Linked DNA regions of Mus musculus: region 2 is linked to region 1. The links are chromatin loops, found by intact Hi-C in ENCODE. Cell type or tissue: heart. All regions are shown on one strand.

Region 1 (5,000 bases):
CAACTAGTCTTCAACCCCATTGGAGACTCGAGAAGGATAAATTTCATCTGAGTAAGCAGGAAGTGCTGACCAAGCAGTTGCTGAGCCTATAAAAATGGCAGAGACTTACTAACAACCTTGACTCTCACCCAGTGTTTCTCTGTGGTTGGTGGGGCATGCATCTTCAGCCACCTGGCCCAGAAGATTTGACAGACTTTCCTGTGAATCTAAATCTATACATCTTCTAAAGAAAGAAAGAAAGAAAGAAAGAGAGAGAGAGAGAGAGAGAGAGAGAGAGAGAGAGAAAGAAAGAAAGAAAGAAAGAAAGAAAAGCCATATGTGTGACAATGTGTAGATGAGTGTGTAAGAGGTAACATTAAGTAAAACAAGTCAGGTAGAGAAAGGACGCGGACTTGGACTGTGTGGAACAAAGTAGTGTTAGCAGTCAGGCACCTCTGTGGACAGCCCAAAAGGGACTCCCACGACAATACTGACAATCAGGCATCTTCCTAACCAGCCCCTAAAGGAGTTGGCAATGGCAATTCCCATTGTTGCCCTGTTGTCTCCTGCGCATGAGCCATGGCCCTAGTAAATAGGTGAGACGCCCCACCCCTACTCCCCAGCCTCTGTACCTCTTCCTTTACTTCCCTCCTGAGGTCCGTTGAACGGTGTGACTTTGTCTGAACCGTCACTTAGTTCCATCAAGTGAAAGGACATGAGTATAGGATTGGTAACAGACAGGAAGCAGGCCTACCAAGATTCCAGCCTTCTACACAGTTGTAGAAGATAAGGCTGGAATAGGGACAGGGCCCGACTGCTAAACGGTCTCAAGTGTGTCTCCGAGGGTTCTGAACACGCATGTGTTTGACATCCAGTGCTGCCAGAGAGAAAGCGTCATGTTTGCTAATTTGCCATCTCAGTGGCATCAGGAGCACTTGTGAAACTACACCTTTCTCTGTGTGTTCTTGTCAGGGCACTGCATCATGACCCAAACATTACACACAAGAAAACTGGCAAGTGTCACTTCTTATCGGAGTCTTGATGCGGTACGCAGCAGAGCTAGGACGTATATAGGCTCTATGTTTTGATTTCCTATCCACGGCTTTCAAGTGCCCCAGAACCCATAACTCTGGTCTGTGTGGGTCCTCCAGGACAGACTGAGCCAACTCCAGTTTACATTGTACAAGTCTACTCCTAGCCATGTTAAAATAGCTCCTTGTAAGAATACTGTTGGCTGTTAATTTACTTAAATTTAGCTAAGTGTTTCCACTAGTGAAAATTACTCTTATTATATGAGTGGGGCTTACATATTTATTTACCTATGTTTTGGGGTTTATTAAAACAGAATATTATACCAGATTACTAATTTTTTGATTCAGAATTACTTTATATTCTAAAAATATTTAATTTTTCAGAAATTATTTTGTTTAAAAATTTGCATTCTGTAATACATGCAGTATTATAAATGCCACTCACATAAAAGGACCGTATTTGCCAATATGACCTCCAGTTTGGTAAGAAAGGTTTCTTAATTGTTGGGAAGTGATAAATCACCTTTTAAGAAGCAAGCAGGGGAGAGAGGACTCACACTCAGGGGTATGGTCCATCTTAGTGAGAAAGGCACGGGAGAAGGAACAGAAGGCAGCTGGCCATGGTGCACCAACAGCTAGGGAGCAGAGAGAGATGGACGCTGCTATCCAGCTAGCTTGCTGGTTTTGTGTTATGAATGAACTCTACCCTAGAATAGTTCCAGACATATTTAGGGTGGGTCTTTCTATCCTTAATTTGCTTGATCTAGAAACCCCCTCAAGACGCGCTTAGCGACATGTATTTTCAGTGACTCCAGATTGAAAATCAGTATTAACTATGACACCTAAATTTTATTGTATTTTTTCATTCAAACTCCCAGGCTTCAACATAGAAACATAGGAAACAAAACTTTTAAGCTATTTCTCTCTGTGCTATTGCCTCACTGGTTCATTTAGATATTTGCCCAACATGTGCATTTGAATAGCGTAGTTTGACATCTTTCAAACATAAAGAATGCTCACTGGAAATCTCAGCTGATAGAGTGTGCAACTTAGATAATTGCACAAGTGAGTCAGTTTCCATAAGCATCACATCTCTAGTTTTAAGATAAAATATCTTTAAATGGATAGGCACGAAGAGGTGAACTCACAGGAGTTTGGGTTTTCTTCATGGGTGTGTGTAAGCCATGCCTTTGTGTTTCTCTTGCTTGATGTAAGTTGTCCAGGACACAATGCTGCAGGCACAGGTGTCTACCAATGTGAAGGCAGCTGCATTGTTTATGAAAACAATTGTTCTGGGATGGGCTACAAGATTCAAAATACTAATTTGAACATTTCCCCATCACTTCACTTTGTTCTAGAAGAAAATATTTCCCAACACTGGACACTGTAAGCCCAACAGCAAGTGAGAGGTTCTTCACCACTTGGGGTTTATTGTGTGCAAGACTGAAAGTCTCTGAACACACCTAGAAGGACTTCCTAGAATCATGTTAGTTCAGGTAGGAAGACACACCTGAAATGTGAGAGGCACAATTGTGTGGGATCCAATTATACCTCTAAGTAAAATACAACTCAGCTCATGAACTACAAAGATAATAATGGTCTGTTTGGTGTCTACTGTTTTGGAAACCTGTTTTCCACTGCAGCCGCTGTGGGTCTGACTTATAAGAGAAAGTGCTCAGATCTCTACACTGTTCCCTATTAGTGTTTAAAATGAGTGAACCATGCTTGCCCCCTAGTGGAAAGTCTATGTTATTGCACAATGCGGAGCACAAATAAATGATTCAGCCCTTTGTGTACTGCCCTAAGGGTTGGGGTGAATTCATTCATTTGATTCTCCTCAGTAATAAAATCTAGGCGGATTCTAGCCTGACCACGTGTGAACAGTGAGGTCCTGGATTGCACAAAAAGAGAGAGCTAGCTGAGCAGGAGTCATTCATTCATTCATTCATTCATTCATATTCTCTCCTCTCTCTCCTCTCTCTCCTCTCTTCCCTCTTTCCCCTCTCCCCCCTCTCCCCCCGACCCCTCTCTCCCCCGTCTCCCCTCTCTCCCCTCTCTCCCCCTCTCCCCTCTCTCCCCCTCCCCCCCCTCTCCCCCCTCTCCCCCCTCTCTTCTCTCCTTCCCCCCCTCTCGCTGATGTAAGATTGTAGAAATGGCATGTATTAGTTAGGCAAAGGCCTATAATATTAGCTTCCAGGAAGGTAAGGCAAGACAATGGGAATTTGAGACCAGCGTAGGCTACTTATTGAGACCATGGAGAGAGAAAAGAAAAGCAGGGCACATAGTTTTGACATTTGATCTCTCTGTCTATTGTTGAGTTCAGAGCACTTCCTTTATCTCACCAGAAATATTTAAGAGACTAATATACATGTAGCCTGCACATAAGAATTTATATATGTACAAACCTGCCCTAAACTTCATGAGGTAATGCTAATACTCATTTTTCATATGAAGCCAAAAAGGGATTAGGGAGCTTATGTAACCAAGCTCCATCTTCCCTCCTTTACATCCTGCTTATTGGGTCAGGACTCACCTCTATACCCTGAGCTGTATTTCTTCTGCTGCCCCTCTGACCAGTGTATGATGCTGTGGAGGGCAACAGTAACTTTCTGAATTAGCCTTTCTGTTCATTCAGTCTTTCAGACTGCACAAAATGCTTTTTTATCCAGGTCTAAGTACATCACATACTCTTAGGGAACGTTAGCTGTTGTTACTACAAAATACTGACTCACACTGTACCAATCTATGGAACTGGGCAAATGATGAAACAGAGAATGTGCTTAAGTTCCATTACACACAAGATAGAAGAAAGACATTTGCCGCTCAGTGAATTACATTTGCTCTAGTAAGTGCTGTGACATGACAATACACCTAGGATGATATCACAGAATTCCTGGAGAAGGGGTGTAACATAGAGATTTCAGACAAGGCAACCAACCTGGCCTCTTACAAGTATGAGAGAGAAGTCATTCTCCCCGAGAGACCTCAATTTTCAGAACCACAGTAACACATGAGTTGAAGTGGGAAGGGCTCCACAGGACAGAAGTTTCTGGGTTGATCAGTGTTGGCATTGTATATGAGCCGCAGGGAGTCTCTGGAGCTGGTGCTTTATATTTCTGCATCACAGAGCAGCTTCAGGGTCTGTTTACTTGGATTTCAAGGGATGTATATACTAACTGGTATTTCATCATGTACAAGTTTCAGAGTTGGTTTCACCATTAATTTTTTTTTACTTTTTAGTTTGTTTCTCAAATCTTTTGCTATTATGAACAATACATTGAGGTAGGTAGAGTGGAAATATGTATGGACTTGACTATTGGAGAGGCTGGGGTTTGAATTCTTCTCTGCCTGGAAAGTTTTCAACCCCTCCAAAGCTAAGTTTCATTATCTGTAACTCAAAGGTAGTCTTTTTGCTATAGCTGACTTCATATGTTGGGTAGGTTTTAAGTCATTGAAAGGGATTCAAGATCATGTTCTCTTTTTTTATTATTATTCTTTAATTTTGTCTTTTCTCATTCTTGCTGTATGGTGAAAGATTTTTGTTCTCCAGTTGTGTCTCCACTGTGTTTAGCTACTACATGCCCCAATACAATAGGACCAATGGACCTCAGACAAGTCTTTGTAGATTGATTATTACAAGTATCTATTGTAACAATGAAAAGCTAACAATATTTGTCTGTTATTATGCATTTATAACATGTCTGGCTCTGTGAAATGTGCACACTTAGACTCAGTCATCTTTATATGTACTTTAGTGATAAAATTATATTACTGTCATTCTCATGTGTCACGAAAGGAAGAACAATAGGAAGAGCTTGTACTACAAGTCAGGAAGGCATGTAGCCAGGACAAGAAGGCACTGGCGTCTTTCTGGTCAGTGCCAGCCCTGGGCCACCTTGGGCACAAACTCGGCAGATGGTCCCATAATCCCCAGAGAACTCTCCATGCAACATGAGCTCTGGCATGCCGAGGATCTTAGGGTCACTGAGG
Region 2 (5,000 bases), 520 kb before region 1:
TGTTTCTGTCCATGAGGTAACCCTCTCCTAATTCCCATTAGGGCTACTTGGGAACCTCTTGCTCTATTTCCTTGGATGGCAGATTTATTCATTTCTCTGATCTATCCTTTTCAAGAACTGAGAGCCTTGCTGGGCCCAGCTCGCCTGTAAGAATCCGCGGCGGGCCCCTCACCACCCCCAAAGCACACCCCAGTCTTCTTATGATGACACAGAAGAACTGAATCTTAAACTTCCACTTTCTTCCCACCCGCGATCCGCCGGGGGCACGCACTTACCTGGAGCTTAGGCAGGCCTAGCAGACGCCACGTCTCTGGTTTGGGTTGAACTGCCTCCAGCCCTTTATACAGCCCATCCTGCAAAGTAGCCACGTAGGAGCCACCGGGCAAGGGGCGGGTAGCCAAAGAAGGTCTCTTCCAGGCGAGGAAGGGAGTTCGAAAAAAGTCACCAGTTGGGTGAGCTTGCACTCTGGTGGCACAAATAGAACTCCTGGGGTGTGTAGAGAGCCCCCTGGGGAGTGTTTGGGGGTCCCATCTCGGGAAGAGGCGGGGCTAGAGGAGGGGCCTGGGAAGGTCAGGGGTGGGTGGGGCGCTCAGTTTGCACGCGGGAGGGGCGGAGTAGGGGAGGTGCGGCGGAGGGGGCGGGGCGGGGGCGGGGCGAGGCGAGGCGGTCCTGTGCTCCCCGCCCCGAGCTCTGGGCCCGCTCACCCAGCGCTGGTCTACTCGCTAGGAAGGCGGCGTCAGCAGCGGCTGCTCACGCTGTGCCCACTCCCGCGCGCGCTGCGCTCCCGCCGCGGGTGGGCTCCTCAGCCCTTGGCTGACGGTGGCCCCAGCCTTGTGGCGACCTCTGTATCCCACCTTCCCACTGCGGGGGCGTCCCGGCACGTGCAATCCTTTTTGGGGGTGTTCTTGGTTCCCACGCGCAGCTACTAAGCAGAGGGTACCCAACTTTGCCACCTCACCGGTCGCCCTCTCTCGGCGCGAGCCTGTCCACTCAGCTGCACAACTGGAGACTCCGGCAGACTAGCTGGTCCCCAGCCTGGCGCGCTGCGAGAGGAGGATAGCTCTGGAGAAGTGGCGGGGTGCAGTGGTGGCGGCTGCCTCGACTTCCCTCGTAGTACACTGAAGAGGACCCTTGGAGCAGCTCCGGGCCCCGGGGCGCTGGATGACTAGCAGGAGGAACGCGCCCGGCATCTGGTGAGCTCTCTCCCCGCAGAGTCCCTGAGTGTCATAGCTGAGACCCTGCACGTGTGAACTGGACTCGGCACTGGTCCATTTGCGGGTGGTGTAAGTCTCTGGTAGGGTCACTCTGCAGACACCTGGGTGGGGACAACCTGGCAGAGGCGCGTGCAGGACTACCATCAAAGCGGGGGCGGTCGCAGTGGAGATAGTGCACGGGCTGGAAGTTTGTGTCTTAGCCTTTCCCTGGATACGAGCGTGGATTGAGAAGGTCCGGGTGTGCGACCGGTCAGTGGGCAAGCCTGCACCTCGGCCAGCACCTTTCAGGTACCCGTGGAGATCTGTGTGCGTAATCCGCGCTAGGCCAGGCTTGCTTGGTGGGATCTGGAACCGGGATTGGTGGTCGGAATCGCCTACCTCCCTGCACGGTGGACTAGGGGACATTTATTTTCCTGCTCTCTGCACAGGGGCTCTGCGGTGTTCGTGAAAATCTGGGGTTAGTGGGACCAGGGCACAACTCCGCCAGGGTGTTTTGCTGAGGAAGACTAAGGCAGGGATGGCGAAGCCTGGGGCTTCAGCAGGATGAGCTCCAATCGCAGAGCCCCCGTCTGCGGGCAGCCCAGCCGCACGCATTTCATACCCGGGTTCACGGTCTGGGGCCAGGAGAAGATCGGTGCTCAGGATATTCCGAGGAACTGTTGGAGGGGAGTGATCTCCGGCGATCGCCCTTGGAATTGGGCCCAGAGCGGGTAGGTCCCGGTCCCGGTACCCCTCACCTCCCGCCCCGGGCTTTGGCGGGAAGCGCTTTCACGTCCTTTTTTGTTGTTTGTACCTGGATGCGGTTGCCTTGAGTTGGGTTTTAACTTTCCTGCGCCTGCGGCGTCCCGGAGATTCCCGGCAGGGGGCGCCAAGAGCGAGCTTTCGGAGAGGATGTCACAGAGCTTGTTAGTGTTTTTGTCCTGGGCAAATGGGTCAGGGGTCCTAGGCAGCAGTAAAACACAGATTTTTGCTGTGATTTCCGCGCTAGGCCAGGCTTGCTTGGTGGGATCTGGAACCGGGATTGGTGGTCGGAATCGCCTACCTCCCTGCACGGTGGACTAGGGGACATTTTCCTGCTCTCTGCACAGGGGCTCTGCGGTGTTCGTGAAAATTTGGGGTTAGTGGGACCAGGGCACAACTCCGCCAGGGTGTTTTGCTGAGGAAGACTAAGGCATTTCATACCCGGGTTCACGGTCTGGGGCCAGGAGAAGATCGGTGCTCAGGATGTTCCGAGGAACTGTTGGAGGGGAGTGATCTCTGGCGATCGCCCTTGGCGATCCTCTTTTCCTCTCAAAAGGAAGAGTTGAGAGAAGTGTTCTCTTTACCCAGGAGAGCTTTTTAGCGTAGTTAAGCGACAGAAAAGTTGGACGGAAGCCGTCTATCTGGAAAGGTTTCTTCCTAAGACACATTCCTACAAACTCCTCAGGGTACACATTTTTCTCCTTTGACAATTGGACTTAACAATTGAAACTGCGCGAAGGTATAAGAGTTATGTGTAATACGGAGAGGAGGTTCTGCTCCTAAGCAGCACATTGGTTAAACACCGGGTGTTAAAATTAATGCAGTGTATTTATTTATATTTTTAAAAATAGCTGTGTGTCCAGGCTTGTCAGGAAGAGCCCTGTTTTTGAAGTGCAGATGCGTTATTAAATACAGAATTCGTCTTTTATAAAGATAAAACTAGCCCTTAATAGGAAACGTTTTAAATACCCAACTAGGGTTGCCAATTAATGTTGTTTTTCATCTTTTGAGAGAGGGAGGAGTTCCTCTCTTGGAGTAAAAAGTTCACTGTTGCACTTCAGGCTTAAGCAGACACCTTCTGTTGTAGATCATTGAAACTACTTTTCTTTCCTGTGTTTACTCCAAAAGAAGTGTGCATTTCTTTCTGCCCACTCACATTTCTTCTGCACGTTTGTTTTCCATGAAGAAGCAGTTCCAAGTGTAGTTGTTTGAAACATAGACTTCCTGCCGTGAGTTTATTATAAAAACTTTTGAGACAGTGGCTCACCCAAGATGCCGACTGTTGTCACAGTGTGTGCCCATTCAGCTGTGAAGTCCATGTACTGGTATCAGCTTTTATGCGGCTGTAGTCAATACATACTTTTCCTCACATGGGAAATAAGCGATGCTCATCATTTGATGCCTTTTAAGCCGCTGCTAACTTATTTGGTTGCCTTAATGGCAAACAGCTGCAGGATCCCTGCTGAGAGCAAAGACTTTGGTCTTCTGGGTAGGGAAGACTGTCTTGGACCAGAGGAAGTATTTTAAGGTGTTTAGAATCTGCTGAAAATAAGCTGGTATTTATCCCTCCTTGTGTCTGTCTCAAGTGACATCTTAGTCATGTCTGCAGAGATTGAAAGAGAGAAATGGAAGAGCACAGAGTAAAACTAGTTCACAACAATACAAGATGAATGCAAACATATTCCCACAAGTTTACCATGACCCTAGGTTTTGTGGACCACAGGAAGTCCTTGTAGCTACTGGCTTCTCAGAGGAAATTCTTCTGTATCCTCATTGTAGCCTCTTGCTGAGGGACAGTTGTTAAAAGCAACAAGCATTTCTCTGTGCTGTATGCTTCGTGCTCAAAATAGATGCCAGTTTCTTGGGCTGCTATATCAACTGCTACTCATGCCAGGCTATATCAAGAGCTACCTAGCCAAACCGTTGCATAGTTCCAATTAACTGGATAATGATTTTTATCTGTTTAACTGAATGTCGTTTTATCATTAAGTCACTGAAACAGAGGCTTTTCGGCGACAAAATGCAGGAAGGTGGAGGAGGGATGGGTAGGGCTTTGCTAAGAGTCCAGCCAAGGGCATCAGGCATTCTGTTGGATATATGAGTGAGCATGGACGCCGACCCTAAAGAAGAGGCTTGTGTTCCAGCCCATGCCATGTGCAGTACAGAACAGATCCATTCGTTCGCATCAACTCCTAGTCAAGTAACCCATTTTTTTTTAAATGTAGAATTGAATAACATTTGAGGAAACCATTTCTTCCTATATATTTGCTATAATTCTTGATTCTAAAATTATGCCAAATTAGTATTATAAAAGTGTATCTGAAATTGTTGCTATAGTTACCCAGACAAATTGCTTAGGATATAATTATAATACCAAGGTGACAAGTTTTTGTGTTTAATGTTCAATAATGTTTGAAACATAAATTACAGCGTCTAACAAATTGAATTACAGCAAAGTATCGAACAAAGATGCCTCTACCTTTCTGCCCACCTGCACCTGCTTGCAAATCTTTATTTATATTCTGCAAAGTTAACTTTTCTGGAATCCCCAGATGAGTGAGTGTATGTCATTCTAAGTAGTGTACAGCGTCTGTACTATTGTCTGCAATATGGAGATTTTCATAGATGCTCCTCAAGTACTTTCTAAAGTAAGATGTAAAAGTCTAGTTGAAATTACTATATATTTTTAAAAACCCTCTACTATCCTGCAGACATCACCTGACATTGATAGTGTCTCTGCTGTTTGTAGTTCCCATAGATTAGCATAAGAGCATCCCAGAGATGAATATAAGGCATGAACACCAGCTCTTTGGGATATAGCTTTTTTTTTTTGGCATTTACATTTTTACTACATTGTGTGTGTGTGTGTGTGTGTGTTGAATATGACACAGTATAAAGGTCACATGACAGCTGTGTGTCTGTCCTTCCAATATGTATTTGAGAGCCAAATTTGGGTCACTAGGTTTGGTAGCAAGTACTTCACCAACTGTACCATTCTATTTTAGGGTACTGGTTATCCAAGTATACAAAATCTATTTTTTTATA

Evidence for each region. Peaks named below come from ENCODE experiments on the same cell type or tissue, not always from the same donor. Only the 100,000 strongest peaks of a DNase experiment are listed, where the experiment ranks them.
Region 2: it touches region 1 in a loop (7-fold over the local background); 3 of 42 quality-filtered maps call a loop at or near these places.

What each region holds. Positions count from the first base shown.
Region 1 is chr15:32,763,734-32,768,733 of GRCm38, forward strand. The region is part of intron 1 of Gm41289 (predicted gene, 41289); the gene reads right to left. Among named protein-coding and RNA genes, the nearest start is that of Gm41289, 6.9 kb to the right of the region's middle. In heart, a CTCF peak has its summit at 2,747 (motif pointing left); no DNase peak of the experiment used is centred here.
Region 2 is chr15:32,244,107-32,249,106 of GRCm38, forward strand. It overlaps Sema5a (sema domain, seven thrombospondin repeats (type 1 and type 1-like), transmembrane domain (TM) and short cytoplasmic domain, (semaphorin) 5A), which reads left to right and starts at 707. Exons shown (of 23, transcript NM_009154.2): 1 at 707-1,193. Snhg18 (small nucleolar RNA host gene 18) reads right to left here and starts at 556. Exons shown (of 2, transcript NR_038186.1): 1 at 276-556. In heart, CTCF peaks have their summits at 978 and 2,069 (motif pointing right); DNase peaks (open chromatin) are centred at 515 and 2,015; H3K4me3 peaks cover 2,918 bases; H3K27ac peaks cover 2,699 bases.